2 separate regions of the Homo sapiens genome follow, and region 2 is linked to region 1. The links are chromatin loops, found by intact Hi-C in ENCODE. Cell type or tissue: B cell. All regions are shown on one strand. Each heading gives the region's core, and the rest is flanking DNA. Links, peaks and the distances in the headings are about the cores only. Region 1 holds the start of LINC00877 (long intergenic non-protein coding RNA 877). Region 2 has its middle 5.0 kb from the start of EIF4E3.

Region 1 (5,375 bases), core at 291-5,290:
TAGCCTGTGCCTCATAAAAGTAGATCCAGTTTGGAGAGTCAGGGTCAAGTAGAGGTGGTGATATGGTATGGCCCTGTCCCGACAGTAAGAGCTATCAGTTACTGAATGCTAATTGTCTTCTGGGCTTAGGATGTTTCTGCTTTCCTTTAAAGTCCTTCAGCATAGGTAGTGTGATATTGATTTTGCTTAATCTATAACCCGGTAATGATGAGCAGCCCAGTCAAGAATGAATTGTCCAGTCGAGCCACACTCATGCCTGTAATCCCACTACTTTGGGAGGCTGAGGTGGGCAGATCTCTTGAGGTCAGGAGTTCAAGACCAGCCTGCCTAACATGGTGAAACCCCATCTCTACAAATATACAAAAAAAAAAAAAAATTAGCTGGGCTTGGTGGTGCCCGCCTGTAGTCCCAGCTACTTGGGAGGCTGAGGCAGGAGAATCATTTGAACCCGGGAGGCGGAGGTTGCAGTGAGCTGAGGTTGTGCCACTGCACTCCAGCCTGGGTGACAGAGTGAGACTCTATCTCAAAAAAAAAAGAATGAAAGAATGAATGGTTCAAGGAAGACCAGACAGCTTATTCTAGAGCTGACTGCTGCAAGTCCTTGTTTCCCACCTCTTGAGTAACAATGAAAGCTTTGTTAACTAGCACCCAGAATGTCAGATATGAGAGTGTGCATGTCTCTGTGTAAGTATTGGCCTGTTGACCAGCTCAATGCACATTAGAAATGGGCTCTCATTGGTGAAATTAAGGCATTCACAATATATGGATTGGCTTAAATCCTGGAGAGACATGCCACATGTTTTCATGAACATGATAGAAGAATGCAGGGGAGTCTGTAGACTTTACCCTAAGAAAATCAGCAAAATAGGCCATGTGAACTGTTTTTGTGCCTGCTTGCTAAAACAGTAATAATTGATAAGCCCTCCTGTGTGTGGTAGAGAGTCCCTTTCTTTAAAGCTCAGAAACAAAGCCATGTAGAGAGTGGCAAACCCTTGGCACCTCAAACCTCTTCACTGGCTGCTCTGCACGTACTGCAAAAGAACCTGGGGTTGTCCTCTACCAAATTGTCTCTGGTCAGTCTCCAGCTGGGCTCAGTACCTGGTGTTATGTGCATGTACTTTATTTAATGCCCACAACAAACCTATCAGGTAGATAGTGTTGTTTATACCCATTTTATTAGTGAGAAGCCCAAACCTCAGAGTGATTTCATAACTCACCCAAGGTCTTCATAGCAGATCCAACCAGGATTTGGACCCAGGTCTGTTTGTTCTCCAAGTTCTTCACTTCTGGCCTATACTGCCTGCAGGAGGGCTGTCTGCAAAGTCAGGAGGGGAAATGAAGTGGGCATGGGGCTTCGTGGTGGGCTATTCTCTATTCTTCCATGACCCATGTGCCAGAATAGTATTAGGGGCTGGGCGCAGTGGCTCACGCCTTTAATCCTAGCATTTTGGGAGGCCGAGGCGGGCAGATCACCTGAGGTCAGGAGCTCAAGACCAGCCTGGCCAACATGGTGAAACCCCATCTCTACTAAAAATACAAAAATTAGCTGGTGTGGTGGTGCACCTGTAATTCCAGCTACTCGGGAAGCAGAGGCATGAGAATCGCTTGAACCCGGGAGGCAGAGGTTCAGTGAGCGGAGATTGTGCCACTGCACTCCAGCCTGGGTGACAGAACAAGACTCCGTCTAAAAAAACAGAACAGTATTAGGGAAGCAGCCTACCTACCTGCATGTCTATGTGGCACAGCTCCAAAAGGTTTAAGCCCATCCATGTGTCTTGAGAATTTTTTAAATTTCACCAATAAGAGCTCATTTCTAATATTCATCAGGCTGTTCAACAGGACAATATTTTTACCCCCCAAATAAACAAATACATAAAAATAAAACAAAACTCATGTCTGACTCTCTGGATGCTAAGGCCTGGCCACTGCGCTGCCATGAGCCATCCAGGTGGTTCTCATCAAGGTGCTTCAACCTTCCAGGCTTTGCTTACTTCCTCCAGAAGGGAGGTCTTGCCCCGTAGAAGTTTATGTTTGTGATATATATGTGTGTGTTAAGGAGTACAAAATAGGACACCAAGGCTATGGAAACAATAATGAGACTAAAAATAGGCTAAAGTGCGCCTAGAGGAGGCATCTGCTGCCCAGACAAGAACATCAGAAAGTGTGGGCTTTCTGGGCCAGGCATGGTGGCTCATGCCTGTAATCCCAGCACTTTGTGAGGCCGAGATGGGTGGATTGCTTGAGCTCAGGAGGTCGAGACCAGCCTGGACAACATGGCAAAACCTTGTCTCTACTAAAAATACACAAATTAGCTGGGCATGGTGGCGGGGCACCTGCAATCCCAGCTACTCGGGAGGCTGAGGCACAAGAATTGCTTGAACCCGGGAGGCAGACAAAATCGCACTACTGCCCTCCAGCCTGGGTGACAGAGTGAAACTCTGTGAAAGAAGGAAAGAAAGAGAGAGAGAGAGAGAGAGAGGGAGGGAGGGAGGGAGGGAGGGAAGGAAGGAATCTGTTTGTGAGCAGAGCTGGACTGCGGGCTGGTGGAAAGAGGAATGCCTCTGGAACCAGCCCCCTGATGTAGAAGATGGTGTTGGCCCCCTATCTCCTGCCTTTGGCATTCACCATTGCTGTACGCAACACCAGCTTCTTACTGAAGAAACCTGTCACTCTGTCTGGGGCTGTCTCTGGCCACAGGAGCATGCTCAGTCCATGCACTGGCCAGGCTGGAAGTGCCTGGGGTTGTCCCCAAGAGCAGCCCCAACCAAAGATGAAGGGAATTGGGTAAATGCCCATGCTCCCTAGCCTCTGGGATGATGGCTCTGAGGCAGGTTCTATTCTGCAGTCTCCCCGTAGTCCCCAGTGGGAATGAGCTTCATTGCACACAGAGATGACCTGCTTGTGAACAAACTCTCACTCTACTTCCTTCCCTCCGTTTCACTTCCTCATCCCCCTACCAGTGCTCCCTAGGGCCACTTCCCTAATTAAGTGTATGCGCTCAAATATTTGCTTCCATGGGAACCAAATTACCTGGTTCAAATCCGTACTCTGCCACTGGCCAGCTGTGTCTTAGGAACATTACTCCACTCCCCTAAACTGCAGCATCCTTGGCTGGGATTGTGAGATGACAAAAGTAGAACAAACCTCACCAGACAGGTGTGAAAATTCCAGAAAATAGTCCGTGTCAATAGTTTAGAGCAGCATCTGGCAGTCAGCAGACACACAATAAATGCTAGTATTTTCTTATTTATTATAATTATTGCTTATTATTGATAGCCCCTGAGATTTCCTTGGCCAAGTTCAAGTCCATTCTGAGAGTTCTAAGCTCTCAAACTTCAGACTTCCTCCAGGTGAATCTCCCTGGTTGTTTCAGGGAATCTAATTCATTTATTCACTTAACATATCTTTAGCAAATATTGACTTAACACCTATTATGTCGAAGACACAGTGCGACGGGGGATATAAAAAATAAGATGAGGTCACGGTCTCCAGTGAGATAAATCGTATCCACACATAGCTACTGTCTAAGGCAAATGGTGATAAGTGCTCTTGTGTGTGTGCCAATAGAGCATAAAATGAGTTCAGAGGAGGGTGAAGAACATTGTGTGTGGTATGAAGGAGTATCGTTGGAGTTGGGTTTGGAAAGGGGTAGAACTTTCCACAGTTCCAAAGAGTTGATGGAGGGGAGAGGATACAATACATGGAGAGGGGGGAAGTGATAAACTCTAGGAGTTTGGCATCCCAGAGACAGCTCAACTATGTCTTAATGTGAGATCCCATAGATTGATGAGCCTCTATCTCTCAGAGCTAAGAGGACAGCGGATGCTCCCCCAAATTATTATTACCATTCCTGACACTTACATAGCACTTACCCTGCCCTAGGAACTACAGGGGATGTGCTACGTATGTTAACTGATTTAATCTTCACCTTCAGGGTCAGCACAACTATGATCTCCACTTGACAGATAAGAAAACTGAGGCTGGAGGGGTTAAATGTCTTGCTCCAGCTCCCGCGGAAGCTAAGTGCCTTTCACCTAATCCTGTGTGGTCTGGCTCCAGGGTTCACACTCTACACTGCCTCTCAAGTGTGGCACCTTTTCAGGAATTTAAGGGAATATGTTGCTGTGATGTTGACAGGGCTTGAGGAGAGACTGAAAGAAAGCCCTTCAGCCCCATAGAGGAAGTCCCCAGAGGATGGATGGTTCTGGAAGTTACGGGTTACCAGGACAACGCATCCCCTCAGCCTGGCCACGCCCCCCGGGCTCCCGCTCACTGGTTGCAAAACTCAGCTTTGCCCCTGCACGGAGTTTCCCTTCGCGGGGCCCGCTGGGGAAGCATCCGCGGCTTGTGGTGGCTGTGGTTTTGTGCCCAGGACTCACACGTAAAAGGAGCTCATTCGGAGGCAGGGGCACGCGCTTGTCCCCAGAACTCAAACCCCAGAGTCCCTCCGGTAGGTGGTACAGAGGCGAGTTTGATCCTAAACAAAACAGGGCAGGGTCTTCCTGTTTGTTTTCTTCCTCCAGCGGGGAGCAACAGCTGCTAATTGGATAGTGAAGTGACCGATTTATTATTCTCTTACCCGTGCTGAGCAGAGCTGTAGGAAATCTCCGGGACTGGGAGCAGCACAGGGGGGTATCTCGGGGTCTCTCTGAGAAGGAGTTGACAGTGGGGACCAAAGCTGCCGGCTGCCATGTTTTATTTGGCCTGCCCAGTGTTTAAAAAAAATGTTTTTAAATAGATGCTGACATTTTTAAAAGGGGAAGATTATACATACACTTCTACATCTCCGACTTGTGTCAAGAAATGGGAAGTTCTGGGCCCAGATCCCCATAAGTCAGCGATGAGGGGGGCCGAGCAGGGGCTGCCCGTTAGACGGCCGCAGAGTCCCAGCCCCCAGCCCTGCTCACCTTTCTTACCTCTCTGGCCCCGTCGGCATTTGAGCCTGGGACCCCAGACGAAAGGATACGCTTCCTTTTAGAACCCCTGCCAATCTGAGGACGGGGCCACCCCACAGACGCCGTGGCTCAGCAAGCAGACCAATGGCCGAGGAGTCTGGCAAGGGGCGCTTGGTGAGTGGGTTTAATGACAGATTAAGTTGCCCATTAGGAAGCCATTAGAACACAGCGTGATGCATCACTGGGTAAACGAGAGAGGCTGAAGTCAGAGACAGGATCTTGGAGCGCTTGATCCAATTTAATTCTTCTATTTTTTTTTTTTTAAACCCTAGGCAGATGAGAGTGGAGGTTGTAAATCACCCTCCATGCAATGGTTCATCATAAAGGATATGGAGCAAAATTAGAGGAGGCACGAGAAGGAAAGCCGGTGATGAACAAGGTAGGGGCTGCTGCGGCGTGATTGAAGACAGGCTGGGAACG
Region 2 (5,375 bases), core at 114-5,113, 370 kb after region 1:
ATTCAAAAAGCAGAGAAGATGTAGGGTTATCCCCTCCAGGAACTGTGATAAGGAAACGAGAATCAACACTTGGGTGACCTTTTTTTGACTTTTATGTAGAGCCTCACCAAATGTTCCTGATTTGATCCTTCAGGCAGCACTGCAAAGCAGGTGTTATTGGCACACTCATTTTTTAATTGAGAAAAAAGGAGACTCAGAGGTTCACCGATTTGTCCCAAAGCACATGGCTGTTAGACATTGGCTCAAGCACATGTTTTTGGACTTTCCTCTGATCACATTGCCTCCCTACTGCTCATCGTTTCCTTTCTTTTAAAAATTGCTGAAGACCAATTTGAGGCCTGCCGGCTCTCCCCTTCAGTCCAGTTTCTGATGTAAGCTATCTCTGTATCTCTGATTGATTGGCTGGCCAGGAATGTTCAGAACTACTCTTTGATAAGAAGCCAGTGATTGGCAGAGTGTTTATTACAGGGTTGCACATGATAGCCACAATCACTGGTAATAATCTGTGTGCCTAACAGGAGGAGTTGGTTATACAAATCATTACTCCTCCAATCAGTGGAATTCTGTGTGGCCACAACAAAGGTCTTTAATCAGAGCTCTTAGACTGGCCACAAAACCTATATACTGACATCGTTGGGACTTTTTTTTTTTAAATCAGGGAAGAGATTTTTTTTTAAATCAGGAAAGTAGTTTGGGCACTGCCCAGCTGTGTCTCTAGAACTCTGTGAATCTCTTGTCCCTATCTGGGGTGTGTTTGGTGACTGATTCCCTGTGAGGGAACTTGGCCTGGCCCTTGAAGGATGGTTAGACAATTTAGATGGTCAGAGGAGAGAAGAAAGGTCTCAGGCAAAAGTGTGGAGATATGAGTACATATGGTGTGTTTACCAAGTGGGGAGTAAGCCCATCATTGATTCAGTAAAGCTGGGTCTCCCATGTGCCAGACACCGTGCTAGGAACCCAGAAGACAGTGGTGGAGGGGGTGGGCCCAGGCCTGTCTTCGGGAGCTCATGTTGTGGCAGAGCTGAAAATGCACCAAGAAATAGGGACAAATCTGTTTGGAATATATATATTTCCATGTATAGCTGTTTCTCCAAATATATAGATTTAACATATATATTCCAAGTATATGTAAATATAGGTGTATAATTATATCTCTCTAAATATATTTGGAAATATACTCGCAAATGCATTTGAAAAAGGGGGTCAAGGTGTGGACAATTTCAAAGGCTAGATTCCAGATTTCAGACCTCAGCCTGTGAGAAACAGGCAGCGCTTTAGGGCTTTTGAACAAAGAAGTAATAGGACAAAAGTGCTTTTTAGGAAGACCAACATGCCGTCCATGAGAAAGATACACTGGCAGAGGAGAAAGACAAGAAATTAGGAGACAAAGTCACAGACTCTTCCTTTCAACCAATATCTGCTGTATACCCAGTTTGTTTCCTTAATAAATGTTGCTGGTGTGCCAGCCATGGACAGGCCCTGCACTAGGCACTGGGTGGACAAAGGTGGACAAGAGAGGCCTGGCCCTCCCCACTTGGACTGGATATTCTGTTTCGGAAGATCGGCAGTTGATGTGTGCAGCTGACACGTGCACTGAAAAAAATAATGAGGAAGGGGAGAAGACCTGCTTTAGAGTGGAGGCCTAAGGCAGGAGAAGGAGTCAGCCATGCAAGCGGAGGGACTAGCAGTTCAGGAGAAAGAACAGCATATGCAGGTGCCCTGTGGCCACAGAGAAGCTTTGAGGCAGGGGGAGAGATCAGCCATGGATTTGGAAAGGCAGGAAGGATCCAGAAGATGCCAAGTACTGTTGGCCACCAGAAAGAGTCTGGGTTTTTTTCTGAGAGCAGGCAGAAGCAAACCAGTGTTTGAGGACTGTTGTTCAGGCTGCTGTCTGGCAGGAGATGAGAGGGTCGGGTGTTAGAAGCAGGGAGACCCGTTAGGAGGCTGTTGCAGTCCTCCAGGCCATGCTTGGCTGACTCAGGAGTGAGGACTGGGAGTGGCTGGCACCAGTGGGAATAAAGAAGGAAGAGCAGGCTAGGCACTGTGGCTCACGTCTGTAATTCCAGCATTTTGGAAGGCTGTTGTGGGAGGATCACTTGAGGCCAGGAGTTCAAGACCAGCCTGAACAACATGGTGAAACCCTGTCTCTACAAAAAATTTAAAAATTAGCAGGGCATGGTGGCATGTGCTTGTAGCTACTGGGGAAGCTGAGATGGGAGGATTGCTTGAGCCTGGGAGGCCGAGGCTGCATGAGCCAAGATTGTGCCACTCCACTCCAGCCTGGGCAACAGAGCAAGACTCTGTCTCAAAAAAAACAACAACAATAATAATAGAGAAAAAGAAAAAAAGAAGGAAGACCAACACACGGATTGCAGGCAGATCAGGACGAGAACTCAATGTCTGATAGGTGGATGGATGTGGAGAGTGGGACAACCAAACCTCAAGGCCACATTTTCCAGGCTCAATGACCACATGGACCTCAGTGTCCTCACTGCAGATGCTTAACACATGCCATTTCCTTTGCCCCTTTCTCTTCCATTAGCAGCTCTGAACAAGAGAGGCCTGGCCTGGCCCCTAAAAGATCTTCAGAGGTCTTTTGGAATCTAGATAAATAACACTAGTTGAGCTTTTTCTATGTGCAACTTGCAAGGTGCTTTATAGACAATGTTTTCTTATACATGGCTCAGAGCAGTCCCTTGAGAGTGCTCTTGTTATCTGTACCCTAGATGAGGAATCTGGAGCTCAGCAAGGTTAATAACTTCCCAGAGTCACAGGGTTTACCTATGGCAGGATCTTGGTTAGAGCAGGGATCAGTCTCACTCTGAAGCAATCACTCTTGAACCACACCGCAGCCTCCCCTGACCCGTGAGTATCCCAGAATAGTGTCAAGTCTCCCCTACCTTTCCAAGCCATTGCTCTAGGACTGACCAGCTGCAACACACCTTTGCTGGAAGCTTCAGTGAGGGCCTCTGCCCCAGGCCAGTCCCTTCCTGTGCCCTGTACCTACCGGCACTGAAGACTGCCATCTAGTGGCCATTGCCTTCCTTTTTCTTTTGCTGTTAAAGGAAAACGGAGTTCCCACATAAAAGACAGGCCTGCATATTTATAGTATCACACCCTGTAAACAGGAAACTTCTCAGTGTTAGAGAAGGAGCCCAGCAACATAAACAGCATATTGCCAATGAGTTCCGCCACCCATTCAACAAACACTTAAATACACACACACACACACACACACACACACACACACACACACATTCTATTGGAATGTAGGCTCCCAGAGAGAGGAATTTCTTTTGTCTGTATTGCTAATGAACCTGGAGAGCTTAGAACAGTGGCATTTGCATAGCAGATATGCAACAAATATTTATTGAGTGTGGAATGAATGAACGCCTGACATTTACTGTATCTTTACTATATACCAGGGACTTGACATATACATTTTCTCATTTAATCCTAACGATAACTCGAGAGATAGAGACCATTAGCATGTCCAGTCCTCATATGTGGAGACTGAGGCACAGAGAGGGTAGGAAGCTTGCCAGGTTTAGGGAGAACTAGCTTTGACCCAGGTTTTCTGACATTAGAGACCATGTGTTCCCTCCTTTCAAGGGAGCCACTGGCCAATTCCCTCCCATGTTCTGCCTTTATTGAGTGGAAGGCTCCCTTCCCAAAGTGTTGAGACAGAGGCCATCAATGGAGGGAATGTCACTAGCTAACTCTGTGGCTGTGTGACTTCCAGTGTCCCTGAACCTCAGGTTCCTCATTGGGTAAAGGAGGAGACTGAGTTAGGACCCCTGCCTTCCCTTCCAACGTCATCATTCTGCTGTTCCTGTGACTCCCAGGGAGCAGATGTGAGTAGAAGAGAGAGGACCACTTGTTGCTAGGCAACCAGCACCCACCTCACCCATGTTGCCATGGTGATGATGAAAGTTGGGCTGATGGGATTACCAGCTCCTGCTAATTGCATATGAGTGCTCAGGTTTCTGTCTCTTTCTTGCCTGCTTGCTCGCTCTGACTTTCTCATTCTTCTAGGAACTGTAGAGCGATTTCCCCCTCTCCTCCATCTGCAGCCTCCCTGAGGCAGCCCTAGTGCAATGGAAAGCAACTGGGAATGGAGCCTGGCTGTGTGTCTGAATAGCTGTGTGACCTTGGGCAGGTTACCCAGCTTCTCTGGGCCTTTCTTTTCTCATTTGGAAAATGAAGGTGTTGGAAAAGTGATCCCTGTCTAAGGTTCTTCCCGGCTCTCAAATCCTTTGATGCCTAGGGAGCTTGTCAGGGGAGCAGACCACACTGTTACTAGGCAACCAGCAGGCACCCTGCCCAAGTTGCCTTGGTGACTGGATGCTGGAGGGGAGGGGAGTAGCTGCTGCAGCTAATTGCTTAATTATTTATGAGTGCCTCAAGTCCTTCTTGTTGTTTTTGTTGCTAGGGGCTGTGGGGTCACCTTCTCTTCCTCTCTTCTGCCACCCCAAGTCGTCTGTGTTGCGTGTCATGCAGTGGGACAGCACGTTGGTCCGGACCTCAAGCTACCCACGTTCTAGTCCCGCCTCTGTCATTTCCTAGAGCTGTGGCCTCGGGTAAGTCACCTCACCTCTCTGGGCCTCAGTTTCCTCATTTGTAAAGTGATGGGTTTGCTTAGATGATCGCTGAATCCCCTTTCTACCTTGAAATTCTAGTTCCTGCCATCCAGTTCCCAGATGAGGGAAATTTCCCCAATTTATTATCTTCTAAGAATGATTCTGAAGAGCAATAAAAATAATTAAGTCTCTTACATATTTCAAACAGGAAGGGAATGAAAGTTGTGACCATTGTTCCCTCCTTAGCCATTTTGTATAATCTCTTTTATTAATCTTAAGGTCATTTAAATTTTATCTATTCATATATACCACCTACTTCCAAAATAAATTTGAGGGGTTCAGTGTAAGGTGCATATATGCTATTAGGTCTTTAAAATAGAAATAGGAATAAATATAAAAATAGTGATGCTTCTTCATTGGCTAATATTGGTGCTGTGATTGAGCACCAAATGTAATTATGAGCAGCCTGGAAGCCAAAGCAAAAAGAGAGAAAGGTATATAATTGCTATTCAGTAAAGAAAAACTGCCAGACTGTTCCTAGTTCTAAATTCTGGAGGGAATTTTTTCATGTGGTACACAATCCTTTTACAGAAACTGCAGATAAAAATTCTTGACTAGCCCTTTTTTGCTGAGGATATTGTTAAAGGACATAAGGAAGGAGCTAAACTTGACAGTTTGACTAGCTTTAATCATTAGAAAGCAAAACTTCCTTTCTACCCATGCCTTGGAATTTTATACAGATATGTGTCACTTCGTAAATATAAATTTTCAGAATCAACCATTATTTATATATCA

Evidence for each region. Hi-C counts contacts between places; a loop is a spot of excess contacts. Peaks named below come from ENCODE experiments on the same cell type or tissue, not always from the same donor. Only the 100,000 strongest peaks of a DNase experiment are listed, where the experiment ranks them.
Region 2: a loop joins it to region 1, with 3 times the contacts of the local background. A loop is called at or near these places in 5 of 110 quality-filtered maps.

The regions. Positions count from the first base shown.
Region 1 is chr3:72,099,863-72,105,237 of GRCh38, reverse strand. It overlaps LINC00877 (long intergenic non-protein coding RNA 877), which reads left to right and starts at 4,783. Exons shown (of 7, transcript NR_104116.1): 1 at 4,783-5,069; 2 at 5,228-5,334. RefSeq lists an enhancer at 4,665-5,375. In B cell, for the core only: a CTCF peak has its summit at 2,720; DNase peaks (open chromatin) are centred at 2,121, 2,927, 3,507 and 4,307; H3K4me3 peaks cover 2,842 bases; H3K27ac peaks cover 2,369 bases.
Region 2 is chr3:71,727,681-71,733,055 of GRCh38, reverse strand. It overlaps a transcript of EIF4E3 not described here. Among named protein-coding and RNA genes, the nearest start is that of EIF4E3, 5.0 kb to the right of the region's middle. RefSeq lists an enhancer at 2,864-3,158. In B cell, for the core only: a CTCF peak has its summit at 2,976 (motif pointing left); a DNase peak (open chromatin) is centred at 3,015; H3K27me3 peaks cover 814 bases.